Linked DNA regions of Homo sapiens: region 2 is linked to region 1. A link is a loop called in an ENCODE intact Hi-C map of the cell type or tissue named here. Cell type or tissue: mammary epithelial cell. All regions are shown on one strand. Links, peaks and the distances in the headings refer to the core of each region. The heading gives the core; the rest is flanking DNA. Region 1 overlaps LINC01876 (long intergenic non-protein coding RNA 1876). Region 2 overlaps LINC01876 (long intergenic non-protein coding RNA 1876).

Region 1 (2,927 bases), core at 159-2,658:
ATGTCCCATCTGATTTTTCTCTCTACTAAATTACAGTGTTTTTGTGTAGTTTGAATTTTTATTGTATCAATACAGATATATTTTATAAGGGAAAGTGTAAGTCTACTTCACAAAAAGTTCAACTTTGTTCACGGTTTCTGTCCTACATATAAAACTAAATAATTAAAACTATATGCAAATTCACCTGTGTACATCAAGAGAGGAAGAGTCCCTTATAATATGACCTATATTTGTTCAGCTCCATGGAAACCATTTCATTCCATTATCCACATGATTTACATAAAACTAAGGGGGAAAAAGGTAAGAGATGTGAAGAGGCAAAACCTGAAAGGAAACAATAGGGCATCATTCATGACTAAGAAGTTGAGGGGAACCCAGGGCTGTTTCCTGAGCCTGTGCAGGTATACAACACAGCCATCCATAATCGTGCATCTGTCTCTAATAGCATAAGATATAGTGAAAAGGAAAAATCCACACTTCCCCATTCCAAAACAGGCATTTGGACAACTCAGGTCCTCTTTAAGTTGCTGAATCTTGTTTACTCAAAAAAAAAAGCTCTGTCTGACTGCAAAATATAACAATAACAGTAACACACACACACACACACACACACACACACACACACACACACACACAAAGCACATCACTTACTTTTACTTATTCCACCGAAAGAAAATAGAAAAGGAAGAAATAGCCCAAATAACTCAGGCCCCACCTCTATTGCTGCTTGAAATACTGTAAGTAATTGAAGAAAAGTCAGAGAATATTGCTTGAATTATATAGTTATTTGCTTCAATTGTTCCCTTCCGTATGTCTTAGATATCTGGCCATCCCACAAGCATAACAGATTGCCAATCATGCACTCATGAAGGTAAACCAGGGCTACCACCCTCCCCCTAGCTCTCACATATTTGATAATCCCAAAAATACTGATTGCATAACATCTTCTTTTTAAAAAGTGGTTCTTTGAACGTATTTTTTTCATGGAGTTTACTGTTCTGAAGCACAAATGAGTTCTTTGCCTGTTTCTGAACAAGGAAAATGGTTCTTGCTGTGGAATACAAAGAACAGGTATACCTGACCTTGAGAATGTTTGCTCTGTGTGTGTATTCCACTTGAAGTAAAATGGTCCTGGATTTAGGTATCAGTGAGCTGAGAAACACAGGCACACCATGCCCTTAGAGTAAAGCTGATTTAGCTCTGACACTTCCCTATTTGCCAAGCCAAAGCTGTTGCACAAATCACACAGTCTGTAAAAGAGAAAGGGGAAAAACTGCTTCATCCAGTTTTTCTGCCTAAGGGCTGAATCAGATACACCTCAGCTTCAATTGTAAACCTCTCCCAGGAAGTGAACTCCTAACCGTGACATCAGCAACCTTGTCTAGGACACGTACATTTTCAAGGAGTGACAGCTTGAGGCAACTATTCCAACCTATTTACCAAAAAGCATAGTGAATTAAATTCTTCATGTAATTTGATTTAGAAAGGGATTCCTTTCCAGGTTATATTTCTAGTTTCGTCTGGTTAGGAAATTTGGTGGGTAAGAGAATACAAAAGCTGTTGAAGTAATAATGATTGTTGTCTTTCTGGTTGACTTCTATGCCACTTGCTTTTGAATTAAAAAGTGCAATGAAGGCTGCCTCTATAAACATTTTTTAGTATTTGGATTAGTCAGTTTCTAGATGCCAGGAGGACACTTACCAAAACCATAACTCATTCTAACTAGTAGGAAAATTATCTGATTATAAAATTAGTATCATTTATTACTTTTATCATTGTTAATTCTCCTGGAACGATAATGATCATATCAGCTTCAGTTATTATTTCAAATAAAGACAACCATCCTAACTAGAGCCAAGATGTTTTGTTTTTATACATGAAAAGGAGTTTAAATAATATAGCAATAAAATGGAATTGTGGTTGAGGGTAAATTGTTAAAAAAAAACTTAATCTAGGCTGATAAACACTGGAGATCTATATTAAACTGATATCAGTTCCAAAAGAAATTGTATACCCAATGATTTTATAAAGTATTTCAAAGCAAAATTATGACAATGAGAAGGAAAACAAATATTCCCAGTCAACTCAAATTTTGTTTTCCTGATTTCATGATGGGTTAGTTAATCTCCTAAGAACACTTAAGAGGTATTATACTCTCCTCCTGTGGCAAGAAAGGATGACTTCAATGTCAAGCTAAGCGTTTTCGGTTATACCCAGTGTATAGGGAAAGTCCACGGAAAATTTTTGTGTGAAACAATGATTTTAGAAATCTAACTTGGCAATAGTATGAAAATTAAATTGGGAGGAAAAGAAGACAGAAAGATCATTTGGAAAATTAGTAAAATAGGACAAATTTAATTAAGAATATGCCGAGAGAGGTAAGAAGAGTGATGAAAGCAGCATGAAAGTAAGCTTTTGGAAAGTTAGCAAGTGATTGAACGCAGAAGCTGAGGGAATTAGGAACATGAGAAGGTTTAGCGAAATGTGGAAGAAGTTGCATTCTTTTTATTTCTTTTTTTATCTTATTTTTTATTTTTTTATTATACTTTAAGTTCCAGGGTACATGTGCACAACGTGCAGGTTTGTTACATATGTATACATGTGCCATGCTGGTGTGCTGCACCCGTTAACTTGTCATTTACATTAGGTGTATCTCCTAATGCTTCCCTCCCCCCTCCCCCCACCGCAAAAGTTGCATTTTTCTTTGGAGCATGCTGCATTTAGAGATTTGCAGCAGAAAATTCCCAGTGTAGAACAGAATCTCCAGTAAGATATGAAGAGTAGCAATAACATCATCACTAGCCATCCACTTAGAGGTAAGAGTTGAGTGTGCCTGATATTGCCAACATGGAAAAATAGGCTGATGATAATCAGGGACTGAACTTTGGAAAATACCTACATTTGGAAAATTAGAAGAGGAAAAAGAA
Region 2 (2,927 bases), core at 236-2,735, 67 kb before region 1:
CAAAATATACTATTGTAGAGATATTTAGGGCCTGGTCACTTTGTAACAAGCAAAAGCATTTAGATGATATACTGTAAATAGTACCTTTTAGAAGGGGTACTTTACTGACGGATTGGAGGCCTAAGTTCCTAAATATTCCATAGAATATTAGACAAGGGTATGAATATAGACAGGACTGAAGTATAGAAAAGAAGATAGATCATAAGAACGTTAAGGCATAAAATTAAACTAATTACATTGAAGATAAAACAAGAGGGAGTTTACTACCATGAATCCAAAGTTTTTTAAAATGACTTGGATATTGACAGATTCATTAACTAAAATTTACAAAGAAAAGAGCTAAGGCACCCAAAGACTAAGCTTAACAATGTGTGTCGTTTCACATTTGGATTCCGAAATAAGGAACTGCAACTAATGTCTCTGATCCAGCTGCTGGCCCAAAATCAGACTGATTGATTTATTATTTTTATTTTTAAAAGTACTATGCAAATTTTGGCATTTTTCTTTTGTGTGTAATAGTTATCCATTGCTGTGAAACAAATTCCCCTAAAACTTGGTAGCTTAAGACAATAATAAATATTTTGAATCTCACGGAATTTCTCTGGGTTAGGAATTGAGAAGCAGCTGAGTTGAGTGGTTCTGCCTTAGAGACTCTAATGATGTTGAATTCAAAATGCTGCCTGGGGCTATAGGTTTTGGACTCGGGCTGGACAATCTTCTTCCAAAGTGGCTCATTCCCATGACCAAAAAGTTGATGCTGGTTGACGATGGGAGGATGTGATTACTTGCTATGTGAGTCTCTCCATAAGACTGCTTAATTGTCCTCACAGGATGTTTGCTGGACTCCTCTAGAATGTGTATGATCTGAGAGAGAGAACCAGGCAGAAGCTCTATCCTTCAATGGCCTAGACTCAGAAGTCACATGGAACCAAGTAATCCCCAGGTGTTGAGGGAAAGACCTGCTGGGCGGTGATTGAATCATGGGGGCAATTTCCCTCATGCTGTTCTCATGACAGCAAGTGAGTTCTCATGAGATCTGATGGTTTAAAAGTATGACACTTCCTTATCCCAGTCCCGCTCTCTCCTGCCACCATGTAAGACATGCCTTGTTTCCCCTCCGCCTTGTGCCATCATCATAAGTTTCCTGAGGTCACCCAGCCATTAGAAATTTTGAGTCAATTAAACCTCTTTCTTTATAAATTACCCAGTCTCAAGTATGTTTTTGTAGCAGCGTGAGAATGGACTAATACAACAGGCATACCTCCAAGACAGTGTGAGTTCAGTTCCAGACCACAACAATAAAGCAAATACTGCAATAATGTGAGTCACACAAATTTTTTTGGTTTCCCAGTGCATACAAAAGTTATGCTCTCGTACTGTAGTCTATTAAGAGGGGAATAGCATTATGACCAAGAAATCAACACACATACCTTAATCTAAAAATTTTCTTTAAAAAAGTCAACAAAGTGAAAAAGTGAGCCCATGCTGTTAGAAAACATGGCACTGGTAGACTTATTCCATGCAAGGTTGCCACAAACCTTCAATTTGTAAAAACTGCAATATCTGTGGAGTGCAATAAAACAAGGTATGCCTGTATATAACTCAGATGACTCTAAGAATACTTATTTGAATTATAGACAAAAAGAGATGGAAGATACATGTGAAGATGCATGTAGTAATCTAAACATAAGTGACCAGGATTTGCAGCTGATTTGGTGACAAAAAAATGAAGCAGAAAAAGATCTCTGCAAAATATTATACACAGAATCACCAAACCCTCACTCTTTTTTGAAGCCTTTCCATACTAACCTCAACTTTGTATGATTTCTTCAATGATTCCATCACATATCATGTCTTAAAGTTGAACTTTACACATTTATTTCATTGTGTATCTATTAGTTTTTGCTGCTGACTTAGTGACTTAAAACAAAAACAGATTTTTATTTCTTACATGTCTGTCGGTGATCTGGCAGTTCTGGTATGGAGTAACTTTGTCAAGGACTTGATGGTCTGGTTTGTACTCACTCTAATGCCTGAGGTTCTGGCCAGGATGGCTGAAGTGTTTCAGCCTGTCTTTACATGTGGAATTTCATCCTCTCGGGTGAAAGCTAGCTTTCAGCTTCCTGAAAGCTCTCACTTGGAGCTCTCAGGGTTCCCAGCAGTGAGAGAGCATGAGTCTCAATGTAAAAAGACTTTTCAAGGCTCTACTTGAGTTATGTTTGCTAATGTCCCATTGGCCAAAGCAAGGTGCATGGACAAGCCCAGAGTCAGTTGGGGTAGAAATAAAGTCCACTACAAGAGAACCAGCAAAGTCACATTGCAAAGAGATGTACATACAGGAATGGGGGGAGTTCTAACAGTCTACCACACCAGTGTTTCTTAATATTGTTTATTTGTGCACATTTTCTTGATGTTTGGCACTCTAGAGTTAAGGAAATGTCTGCAGCAATCAACAATGTGACAGAAACACCGTAGTCAGTGGGAATTCAAGAAATGTTCCTTGATTTGGTAACCCCCGCAAGTTTGCCTTGAGTTTTCTATTAAGATACAAATTTATTCTCTTCTGGCAGCACCCTTTAATATATGTCTCTTCTTCATCATACACCAAGCCAGCAAGAGAGATAATAATGGGCTTTCTTGGTTATTTTCCATCAAGTGATCCACACTTCTTGGATTCATTTACTACTTAAATTAATCAGTCCTCAAGTTTTCTCTCTTGTGGGTTTAATGCATAACATGTATGTCCATTTTTACTTTCTGATGGTATAATAATACTAGCAAGCACACACAGACACTAGTCATTTAAATGTTTTGTAGCTTATTAGTGAGATTGTACTTGGTTCCTTTAAGAATTTTCACTGTTACCTTTTTCCCTTTTGCTTCCAGCTTGTTTTGGCTAACAGAATTACCCACAGCTGCTTCAGGTT

The links. A loop is a pair of places that touch in the nucleus more often than their neighbours do. Peaks named below come from ENCODE experiments on the same cell type or tissue, not always from the same donor. Only the 100,000 strongest peaks of a DNase experiment are listed, where the experiment ranks them.
Region 2: it touches region 1 in a loop (6-fold over the local background); 1 of 110 quality-filtered maps calls a loop at or near these places.

Annotation. Positions count from the first base shown.
Region 1 is chr2:156,181,057-156,183,983 of GRCh38, forward strand. All of the region lies in intron 1 of LINC01876 (long intergenic non-protein coding RNA 1876), which reads right to left. Among named protein-coding and RNA genes, the nearest start is that of LINC01876, 72 kb to the right of the region's middle. In mammary epithelial cell, for the core only: no CTCF peak of the experiment used is centred there; a DNase peak (open chromatin) is centred at 1,295; H3K27ac peaks cover 1,591 bases.
Region 2 is chr2:156,114,239-156,117,165 of GRCh38, forward strand. The region is part of intron 1 of LINC01876 (long intergenic non-protein coding RNA 1876); the gene reads right to left. Among named protein-coding and RNA genes, the nearest start is that of LINC01876, 140 kb to the right of the region's middle. In mammary epithelial cell, for the core only: no CTCF peak of the experiment used is centred there; DNase peaks (open chromatin) are centred at 1,293 and 2,053.